2 separate regions of the Mus musculus genome follow, and region 2 is linked to region 1. A link is a loop called in an ENCODE intact Hi-C map of the cell type or tissue named here. Cell type or tissue: heart. All regions are shown on one strand. Each heading gives the region's core, and the rest is flanking DNA. Links, peaks and the distances in the headings are about the cores only.

Region 1 (5,373 bases), core at 292-5,291:
GTGTGTGTGTGAGTGTGTGTGTGTGTGAGAGAGAGAGAGAGAGAGAGAGAGAGAGAGAGAGAGAGCACACCCAAGTGAGTGTGCGAGCACTTAAACTAAAATTTGAGGAAACTCTTAGGCTGTGATATGAGGAATGCACCGTAAGTAAGTAGCCAAAGTTGGAGACAGGCCAGGAAATTACTTCAGTTGACCACATAAGAGACTGTGGTAGTCTAGCAAGGGCGGTAGCACCAGGGATGGAAAAGGAGTGCACACTGAGTGCTGTAATCTCTTTTAATTAAAGGCTGGAGAGATGGCTCAGTCATTAAGAGCACTTGCTTCTTGTTGAGAGGACCCCAGTTTGGTTCCTAGTACCCTTGCCTGGTGGATCATAAACTCGTAACTACTTTAGATCTAGCACTAGGGAATCCAGTACCCTTTTCTGGCATGTGCGCACACACACTCACATACACATTAGATATAGACATACACAAAAAAATAAATTGTAAAGATTTGTAAAAATTAAAGAAAAAAACCATGTGACAGAGAGTACTTGCCATCTGGAATTACTTAGGAGATGATGAACGACAAAAGAGACTTACAGGTCTTAGGGAAGCTTATGAGACATCAGCCCAAAGTGGCATTAGCAGACTTAGGCTACTTCACCATACTTAGCCTTTGAAGTTGGGGTTTAGAGGGCATTTCATTTCTGGATAGGCTCCTTTGGAGTCAGTGGTTAAAAACCAAACAACAAAAAATGTGTAATAGATGGCACATACCTAAACCCCAAAGCTAATACAGTAATTAAGTATGCTATGCAGCAAAATAGATTCCTCCAGACTCTTATGGACTGGGATGGTAACAGGTGCCTGCATGTGGAATACAGTATAACTAAGGGTTAAACCTAAACTTCCCTGTGAAGTCATTAGATACAAAAAACTTCAGTAACATTCCACATTGCACTTGCTGCCTGGATTGTTTAACAAGCCAAGTAAGCCTACACGCCATTCGGTGTCTGTTTTACTAAATCTCACAGTATCACCAAGAGACATAGGGGGAAAACTTTCCACACCATGGCTTTAATAACTACTGCTTTTCCAACATGGTGGAATTTCACCCTAAAAGGTCCATAGGCCATAGCTGCAAATACATACGTACATACATACATACATACATACATAACTCAAAAAAGTACCGGTATGTAAAGCCACAGCGAGGGGTGGCTCTGAGATTACAGCACTAACTACTCTTCCAGAGGACCTGGGTTTGGTTCCCAGCAACACAGCCACTCATAATCCTCTGTAACTTCAATCCCAAGGATCCACCACCTCCTTGAGCACCCAGGAATGCACAAGGTGCACAAACATACATATAGGCAAAATACCCATTAACATTAAATAAAATAAATAAGTAAATAACAAATGTAGTATGATACCATATTTTTGTAAAGCAATTGCAAAAGCATCTTGAAGGATATGAACTAACATTCCGGCAAGAGGAGAGACGCGATTATCATTCTTTCCTCCTCATGTACTTCTATAAACATCTCCTCCAATCACTACAAAAACATCTCACAAAACAAAAAATATTGTTTTAGAATAGTAAAAAGGGTGAGGGTTTTTTAAAAAAATCTGAAAAGGGGGAAGTGCAAAAAGAAAATTCTCCTTTGTCTATATCATCAAGATTCCAAGTATGGGAGAAAAAAAAGAGGGAAAATCCATGATCTACACAGGAGGAAAAGATTTGATACGAGGTCCGTTACTGCCCAAGGGCACACCCTTCAAAGATAGGGGTCTAAATTCCTAAGACTTCTTCCCAGATTTGATGGACAGCAATCAATCTGTTTCCTCGTTCCTTCCTGCTGCTTTCCACAGAAACACTATAAGTATCTTGGAGAGGGGGAAATGTCCCTTTTCGAAAACACGATGGAACATCCAGGCTTGGTTTTCTGGTCTGAGTGCGGAGGGCAAAAGGGTGGGCGGCTACACTGAAGGAATCTGCGCGAGCAGGGAGTCACCTGAAGCAGGAGCACGCAGCTGCTTCCCCTAACCTCCACAGCAGACACAGGGCAGCGAGCGTTTCCAGACTAGAACCCTTGGTAAACTGTAGGTTTTTCCCAATTCTGGTACGGATAGCTGCCAAGTGACACCACAACACAAAATCGGGAGGGTGTCTTCCACACATGCAGGTATAAATGCTTCCTGAAGCTCATCAGGCGCTCCAGCTGTAAACCCAGGGCACTCCATTACTAAGGCCGCATCCTCGGCTTTTCCAACTGGGGCAACTAAAAGCATCCTGCCGCCTCGCTACAGTTAGCAAGTATCATCTTGGCTAAAATCCTAACGTTTAAGCAGCCACTTCGGAAAACTTCGGCTTTAAGCAGCGACACGGATCTCAAACCATTGCCAGGCTGTTGCCCTGCATTCCTTCCGATAACGGTGCTGCTACCTGCTCCATTGTCAGCCCCGGCTCCACGTACTGAACCAACAGAACTGAACCAACAGAAAAGGGGAATCCTTTAAATCCGCAACACAATGGAGGCTAAAGAAGAGCTCTGGCTTTTAGGATGGCAGCTACCAACACACCACAACAAAAGGGCCCCGTCCGGGTGACTTCATCGAACCCACCAGGCAAACGCCACCGCCCGGCCTTCGGGGTGACTGTCCCTAACCCCCTGCACGCCCGCGCCGCCTATGGGGCCCTAAAAGTGAAAGCACCCGGACTGCGGGTGCCTGTGCAGCCCAGCTGCAGGCTGCCGGGCCAGCGGCTGCGGGCTCCCCGGGTGCAGCGCCCAGCCAAAGGCGCCCGCTCCGCCGCAGCGGTCCCCGGGTGCGCGCGGCCACAGAAGTGGCGACGCCAAGAGGGTCGCCGAGGAGGGCGGTGGGCCGGGGAGAGAGGGGGGGACGGGACACTCACCCGCCCAAAACAGCGGCGGGCGGGGAGGGTGGCGGCCGGGAGCGTTCCGGACGCCGCTGTCGCTGCCGATGCTGCTGGCCGCCGGCCTCCTCCCCTCTGTTTGGATTCGATAGACCACGTCACTCTTAGCCACGAGACCCGGATCTGCGGGCTCCCCGAGGGCGGCGCAACAGATTGTAGCACCCGGAGCCGCTCGTGACCCTACCTAGGGAGCATGCGCGTGTCGCGCGGGCCACCTGCGTCGGAGGGGGGCGGCTCCCGCAGCTCCGGCGCTGACGTGCGTGGGCGCGCCCGGCGTGGGGGAGGCAGTTCCGGTGTGGCGGGGTGGGGTTGCTCCACCGAGAAGGAAGGGCAACCCGGCTGTTAAGTTGTCCCACGTCGCCTCCGTGCTGTCTTCCGTGGTCATGATCATCTGACGTGTCTGTCTGTTTGTCGAGGGAATGGCTTCTGTCCACGGCGGTGTTTAGTCATACTTAGGCGGAGGGGCGCGCGCACAAATTGATGACTGCTGAGACCCGGTCTACCTGCAGAGGTGGCGGTGGGAGTTCATCATCAGGCACGCGTGAAAATCGGAACTCGAAGATTACAGAAGCATGTCAGCTGGGAGGTGGGGAGGGATGAGTGATCCTGATGACGTTCGGATTTTGGATTGGAAAACAGACCTAAATTAAGTTCAACCTTAACCTTAAAAGAGAGATGTTAGAAGCCGGATGTGATGGCTCAACAGCAGAAGCAGAGACAGGCTGGTTTGCAGAGCGAGTTGCAGGACAGCCAGGGCTGCATTGAGAAACCCTGGGGGAGTGGGTGGGAGTATGTGAATTTGAGCCCAGCCAGTGCAGCATAGAATATGTCTGGGTTTTTTTGTTTTTTGTTTTTAAAAGTGAGGGGAGCCTAGCCATGGGTTTGCCCTCCTAGTGGAGGAGGGAATGTGGCCAAAGGAGGTAGCAGCACACCATTCTTGGGCTTGGAAGTTAGGAAGCAGTATTTCAACAATCCAAAGACAGCTTAATTCCCATGTAAGAAAGGACGGGAAATACCAGCAAATTGAAGTGTGGAGCCTGATAAGCAAAAAGAGCACCTCTGGAAGCAGCTGTGGCAGCCGTAATTCTACAGATGTATCCAATGACCTCGAGGAACTCTGGACGAAACTAAGCATATTTTTATAAGAAAGTACAAGAAAAAAATTATCCTGAGAATCTAAAGTCTGGACAAAAAATAGTGAACGGCAGAAAACATCCACTTGGAATTTCATTTTCTTCCCTAATAGTTTAACAATCTGACAACAAAAAAAGAAAAACAAAACCCTTTAAAACAGTGCTGCACAGTCTGTCTTTGGCTACATGGTTCACAATCCGTGTTCTACTGAGGTATGGCCTGCTTTCTTTGGTAAGGTTACAAGTTAGAAAAGAAAACAAAACCCGACCAGCGAAAACAAGCAGGGGAGCTCTGTCTTCCCTGGTACACACTGTAACTACAAAATTTCAATGAAGAAACATCCCATATTTAAAACAGAGGAAAGAAACCTTCATGATTCTCAGTGGCTGAGCTGAGAAAAACAAAACTGCTCCGGGAAGTGATGGCACATCCCCTTAATCCCAGCACGAGGAAGGGAAGGTCTGTGGAACTCTTGAGTTTAAGGCTCCCTGGTCCATAGAGTTCCAGGAGAGCCAGGGCTACACAGAGAAGCCCTGTCTTGAAAAAACAAAACAAAACAAAAAGCGGTGGTGGTGCACGCCTTTAATCCCAGCACTTGGGAGGCAGAGACAAGGCAGATTTCTGAGTTGGAGGCCAACCTGGTCTACAAAGTGAGTTCCAGGACAGCCAGGGCTACACAGAGAAACCCTGTCTCGACCACTTGCCAAACAAATACACCACGAACCTGACTTCCCAGCTTGTAATCCACTTGTATGCGTTATTTTTACTTTATTCCTTAAAGTCACCTATTTTCTTTGACGTCTGCATGAAATATTTTCAGAGATTCTACATCAACCAAGTGACACTATCCTTTTTCATGTAATACTAGCACTTTATGAAGACAGCATTTCATACACATATATGTAACTTATTTTTACTTCTATGTGCATTGGTTTTGACTGCATGTATGTCTGTGTGAGAGTGTCGGATCCCCCTGGAACTGGAGCCACAAGACAGTGCTGAGCTGCCATGTGGGGGCTGGAAATTGAAACCAGGTCCTCTAGAAGAGCAGCCACTGCTTTCAAACTCTGAGCCATCTTTCTAGGGCCCAAGATGGCATTTGTAATTGTTCCCATCCTATTGGATGCTCTTGACATTTCTTTCTTTTTCTGAGACAAGGTTTCTCTCTGAAGCCCTGCCTGTTCTGGGACTCATTCTGTAGACCAGGGTGGCCTGGAACGTAGATCTACCAGCTTCTGCCTTCAGGGGCTGGGGTTAAAGGCTTGCACTGCCATGCCCAGAAATGTTTACTTCAACTCTTGATAGGTTACAAACATTACGCTG
Region 2 (5,373 bases), core at 314-5,313, 57 kb before region 1:
ATAATATATCCCAAGCTAATGGATCTTTTTTTAAATTAGATTTATTTAATATGAATTAATGTACACCGCCTGAGTGCCTGGGTTAGATGGTTGTAAGCCACCAATGTGAGTGCTTGGAATTGAACCCAGGTCTTATGCAAGAGGAACAAAGTCTCTTTAATAGCTGAGGCATGTCTCCAGCGCTAAGGCTGTGCTCCGTATCAGCTGCTGTTCACTGCCATACCTTTAACACCTAGGATGGCTATCTGTCACTGAGTATTGAGTTAATAACTGTTCCCTGGGCCTCTGGGATTGCAGACTTCATGTTTCATAGCAGTAGTTAAGATGGCCAATCATAGTTAACAGGAAACAATTAGACCGCTACCTCCCTTAGCCACCTTAAGAATAGGCTCAGATTTTCCCCCAAGTAACCTCTAATATGGTTTGTTTTTATAATGCATGGGGATTAAATCCAAGGTCTCAGGTAGACATTCTACCCCTGTGTCCCACCCCCTAGTCCTTAAGTTACTTCTTATCTGCCTTTATTTCAAGACCGGAATTCAGAATTCTCTCTAAGTAGTTGCTACTGACTACTGCAGCTGCATCTGTACTGGAGAACTAGATACATCTGGGTTTTTCCCCCCTCAGTTTTGTGTTTTCTTTCTCCTTCCTCCTCTTCCTTCTTCTCTTCTCTACACACACCCAATTTCTGTCTCTCACTAAGGTTTCAGTCTGCAGCCAAGGCTGGTCAGGAACTCATGGTGATCCTTCTGCCTCAGCCTCCTGGGAACTGATTATAGGCATGAGCCACACACTCAGCTACTTGAGTTGGGTCTTCATTTTGGGTTGGTACCCTGGGCCTTGCTAGTTTTCTTATAAAGTACAGTGTATACAAGGCAATTACTTAAGGAGACAGATACACAGTGCATAGCAAATAAAGTTACTTGGAAGTTTCAAAAAAAAAAAAAAATCCTCAGGAAGCTTTAACATGAGCCAGGCAGTGGTGGCGCACACCTTTAATCCCAGCAAGTGGGAGGTAGAGGCAGGAGGATTTCTGAGTTCCAGGCCAGCCTGGTCTATGGAGTGAGTTCCAGGACATCCAGGGATACAAAGAGAAACCCTGTCTCGAAGAAAAAAAAAAAAAAAAAAACCAAACTTTAACATGAAGCTTGATACAATGTTATCAATACAGTTTCTATGATACATGTTTTCTAATTCTGTTTTTTGTTTGTTTGTTTTCTTCCTAATTTTCGCGTTTTGTTTTGTGATATGCAGGCCAAGGCAAGGGTGGAGGTCAGAGGACCACTTTTGGGGGTCCAGACTTTCTTTTCACTGTGGGTGCTGGGGATTGACTGAAGGCTTGTGTGGCAAGTGTTTTTACCAGTAAGCTCATCTCACCATATTCTACTTCTCCTTCTGTATACCCTCTGGCCCTCACTGTGTTGACTGAAAAGTGGGCTTGTTTGCCTATTGAATAGGTCATTCTGAAATGAGTCTTCACCTCAAATATTCCGGGAACCACGACATACCACACCATCCTGAAAATACTGTTCATGTAAAGTGTCATAAATTCAGATAAGCATTTCAACCTACAGGATGTCACTACCAGCCGACAAATGTCCTATACTGCACTCTGAATAGAATAGCATCCATCTGCCACCCCTTCACAGCTACTGAAGAACTAAGCAGCAGACATGATAAGACAGCTGGATACACCAACCTCAGTCATTTCCTGGAAGCACACTTACAAAGATGCCTGATTCAAAAAAAAAAGATTGTGAAAGACTTAATTTTATGTCTAACGAGAATGATCCACAGCTGTGGAAATTTGAGAAATGATAGAGCATGCCTAGTGGCTAGAGATTTTATGGCAGAGAAAGCAATACAGAGATGAAAGAAGGGGGCAGGGGACGGGATGTATTTTCCAAACCAGGGTTGTGTAGCATTCAGCTCAGACTAGCTCAGTACTCAAAAAGCACAGCTCACAAGCAGAAACACTCAGCTCTTTCAAGTCCAGAACCCCTCAGAAGAAACAGACCAGACTACTGTTCTCCATTTCTTAGGGGATTTGAAAAAAAAAAAAAAAAAAAAAAACCAGACTGGCCTTTGAGGTGAGTGGATGAACAGTTAGTCCTCTGTGTGCCCCACGTATGCACTCTCTCCCAGCCAGCCCCTCCTCTCTTTCTCAACCAACCCTATTCAATTACGCGTAGTACGTGAAGATTTTTAAGATCTCACAAAAACATGGTCTCTGAAGCCCCCAAGAAAGGCCTTCCCTGACATTAAGTATAACGTCCGAGCGTATGTGTCCAGAGGCCAATAATGAACTGCGTGAGCCACACACACCCCCAGGATAGTATAGGATAAATGCCTTAGGGATGCATCTTTAAGGGGCTTTGCTTTCTACATTTAGGGGCTACCAGAGGAGAGCAGCAGCCTCCCAGGTGAGCAGACTCTAATCCCCAACAAAGCTTAGGACTGTGAAGCGTCCATTAGGCCCCACGGAGAGGACCCTTTCCTTCGGGGGCGGGGGGGGGGAGGGCGTTTGGCTTTCTGAAGCGGCGGGAAAATCTCGTTGGTTTCAAATCGGAAAATGGAAAGAACTGGCTTGAAGACGCGCGAGTTGCGAAATTAAAAGCTCGGCTCGGCTGACCTCCTGCAAGCGCACGACGTGATTCTCGCCGGGCCCGAAAAAGGGGACCAGGATGGTGCAGTAGAGAGCCCCGCCGCGAACGGGGAGCGGACCCGGGACCGCGCGCGCACCTGGGCCGCGAGGAGGGGGCATCCCGAAAGGATCGGTGCTTACCCACTTCCAAAGCAGGGACACAGCGGCCGTGCAGATCCCGTTCTCTCGGACAGCGCCTTCCTCCCAAGCCGCAGGCTCTACCCACCGCTCCGCCCGCCGCTCCCCGAGTCCCCGGCCCGCGGCCGTATTTAAATACTTCTGCCGGGGAAGGCGGAGGCTTCATTCCCCTGCAGCCAAGCCTCCCGGGACTCTGGACCCGGCCACCGCCCCGCGCTGCCCCGCCTCCCTCCGCTCCAGGCCCCCCGGGCAGGCCTCTATTTCCTTCTGGACCCAGAGCGGCAGAGGGGGCGGGATCCGAACTGTATGACCACGCCCCTTGAGGAGCAGGGCGAATCAGCTCCAGCTAAGTCACGGGCTCCGCCCTCGCCCGCAGCGAGCGGCGCTGGGCGTGGCTGCGTGCGCCGCTGGTCCCGCTAGGCTGACTAGCTGCAGGGAGGGGCGTCGTGGTCCCTGTTGGTCATCCTTGTCTGTGCTCCTTCCCCGCTCTGGGTCCCTGGAATCTGGCATGAGGAAGGTTCGCGCGTGCCAAGTGAACCACCCGTGATCATAGGGCCTGGGAGGGGAGAGCGAGCCCACAGAAAAAGGTCTTCCGGCTTTCTGACTCTTCCCCTTATCCTGGAGCCCGAGCTCCGTTCTCGGCCCCTGGACTCTGATGGAGGGCCTCCCCTGCTCTCCTAAGCTCTTCAAGCCCCTGAGTCCGCCGCGCCCTTCAGACAGTTGCCCAGAGTTTAGTCACGTCCCATCCGGATGGCGCCGGGTCTGGGAAGGAGATACCTCAGGTCAAAACGATGCTGAGTTCCATAATGACTGAACCAGTGTCTCCGGGTTGGTCCTTGGCCAGAGAACCCGGGCGCCCACGCCTGGAGGGCGTATTTTCCAGGAAAACTTTCCAGCCAAATTCTAAAAGGGAGGTTGTCTGTATGATGCATAGCAAGGCGTATGCAACGTAGATATGTGTGGGTGTTAATTTGCGTGTGTGTGTGTGTGTGTGTGTGTGTGTGTGTGTGTGTGTGTGTGTGTGTGTGTTACTAGAGATTGAACTCTAAGCACTCTACCACCGAACTGTCCCCAGTCCTTACAAATGCATAGAAAGTAAAACTGTCCCCTGGAGAAAGGGCTAAGATGTTTACTCCCCAGGACCCATATCAGAGGACTCAACACTGCCTAAAACTCCTGCTCCAGGAGACCACGCTCTATCTACCAGCACGAACATACACAGACATCTGTATGCATAAACTTTTTTTAAAAGGCAAAATTATTTAGCCTGCCCACGGGAGTTTTTTGAGACATGGTCTCTGTGTAGAGGTGGCAGATCTGGAACTCAGTATATAGTTCAGACTGGCCTTTTACTTGCAATGATCCCCTTACTTGACCCCTCTGCCCTCCCTCCCCCAGGGATCATGATTACCGCCACGCCCACTTTTAATGTGAAGGTTTGTTCTGTTTCTTTTGCTGCTAGAGATCAACTTAAGCCTAAAAATCAAAAAGGAGAAAAGGCCAGGCACAAATACCTCATTGGTGGTGATATGTTCTGAGAAATGTGTTCGGCACATTTGTTCTGCCACGTCATCATGTACTTACTCAAACTTCGCTGGGAACATCAGTACTCGGTATAATCCGGGACCACCCTATATGAAGTCAGCCCTTCGTGAAATGATGTTATGAAGTGCTTGACTGTACCTCATGGGGGAAAGTAATTAGGAAATGTTGGAAGCACATTCAAACGCCGTAGGTCTGAGGAGGAGGCCCAGTGGGTAAAGCGGTTGCTATGTAAGCATAGAGGTCTATGTTCAGGTCCCTCGGGTGCAAGTGAAAAGCCAAGTGCTGAGACTGGAAATATAGCTGCTCAGTAGTTAATAATGAAGACTGCTCTTCAGATCCCAGCACCTGCCTCAAGGAGGCTCACAACCACCCCAGACCCGGAGACCCACAGAGACACGAGGCATACTTTGATGTTGTTTTTGTTTTTCGAGACAGGGTTTCTCTGTGTAGCCCTGGCTGTCCTGAAACTCACTTTGTAGACCAGGCTGGCCTCGAACTCAGAAATCCGCCTGCCTCTGCCTCCCAAGTGCTGGGATTAAAGACTTGCGCCACCATGCCTGGCTCCAATACTGATTTTACAAACCTGGCAGCAGTTGCCTTAAAAAAAAAAAAAAAAGTTTCTTTTCAAAGTATGCCTGTAATTCCAGCTCCAAGGGATTCAAGGCACCTGGTCCTTGAGGGCACTTGTACTCATGTCCACATACACATATAAGATACATACATCCGTACATATGTATTTGGGGTGGGTTATGCTATTCTCTCCCTCACAGTACACTGAGACATATTATTTCTGTCCCCTAGGCACATAACCTGTAGGTAAACAGTTATAGAATGCTTTCAAATACCAAGATGGTGAGGATTTGGGCTGTTTGTGTTTATCTCTTTATAAACAAGTGTCCTTTAGTTACTGACAGGGTGGCTTAATGTATAGGGCTTTGGTTTGTTTTGGAGTTTTTAGGCAGTAATTGTGTGTGTGCATGTGTATGTCCATGTGTGTACTCTGGTATATGGCATGGCAGAGGGCAGTTAGTGGTCAGCTACATGAA

Evidence for each region. Hi-C counts contacts between places; a loop is a spot of excess contacts. Peaks named below come from ENCODE experiments on the same cell type or tissue, not always from the same donor. Only the 100,000 strongest peaks of a DNase experiment are listed, where the experiment ranks them.
Region 2: a loop joins it to region 1, with 7 times the contacts of the local background. A loop is called at or near these places in 14 of 42 quality-filtered maps.

What each region holds. Positions count from the first base shown.
Region 1 is chr5:65,489,841-65,495,213 of GRCm38, forward strand. It overlaps Smim14 (small integral membrane protein 14), which reads right to left and starts at 3,043. Exons shown (of 5, transcript NM_133697.4): 1 at 2,896-3,043. In heart, for the core only: a CTCF peak has its summit at 2,671; DNase peaks (open chromatin) are centred at 2,281, 2,691 and 3,061; H3K4me3 peaks cover 2,497 bases; H3K27ac peaks cover 2,367 bases.
Region 2 is chr5:65,432,839-65,438,211 of GRCm38, forward strand. Ugdh (UDP-glucose dehydrogenase) reads right to left here and starts at 3,004. Exons shown (of 12, transcript NM_009466.2): 1 at 2,786-3,004. In heart, for the core only: a CTCF peak has its summit at 3,142; a DNase peak (open chromatin) is centred at 3,113; H3K4me3 peaks cover 2,791 bases; H3K27ac peaks cover 2,318 bases.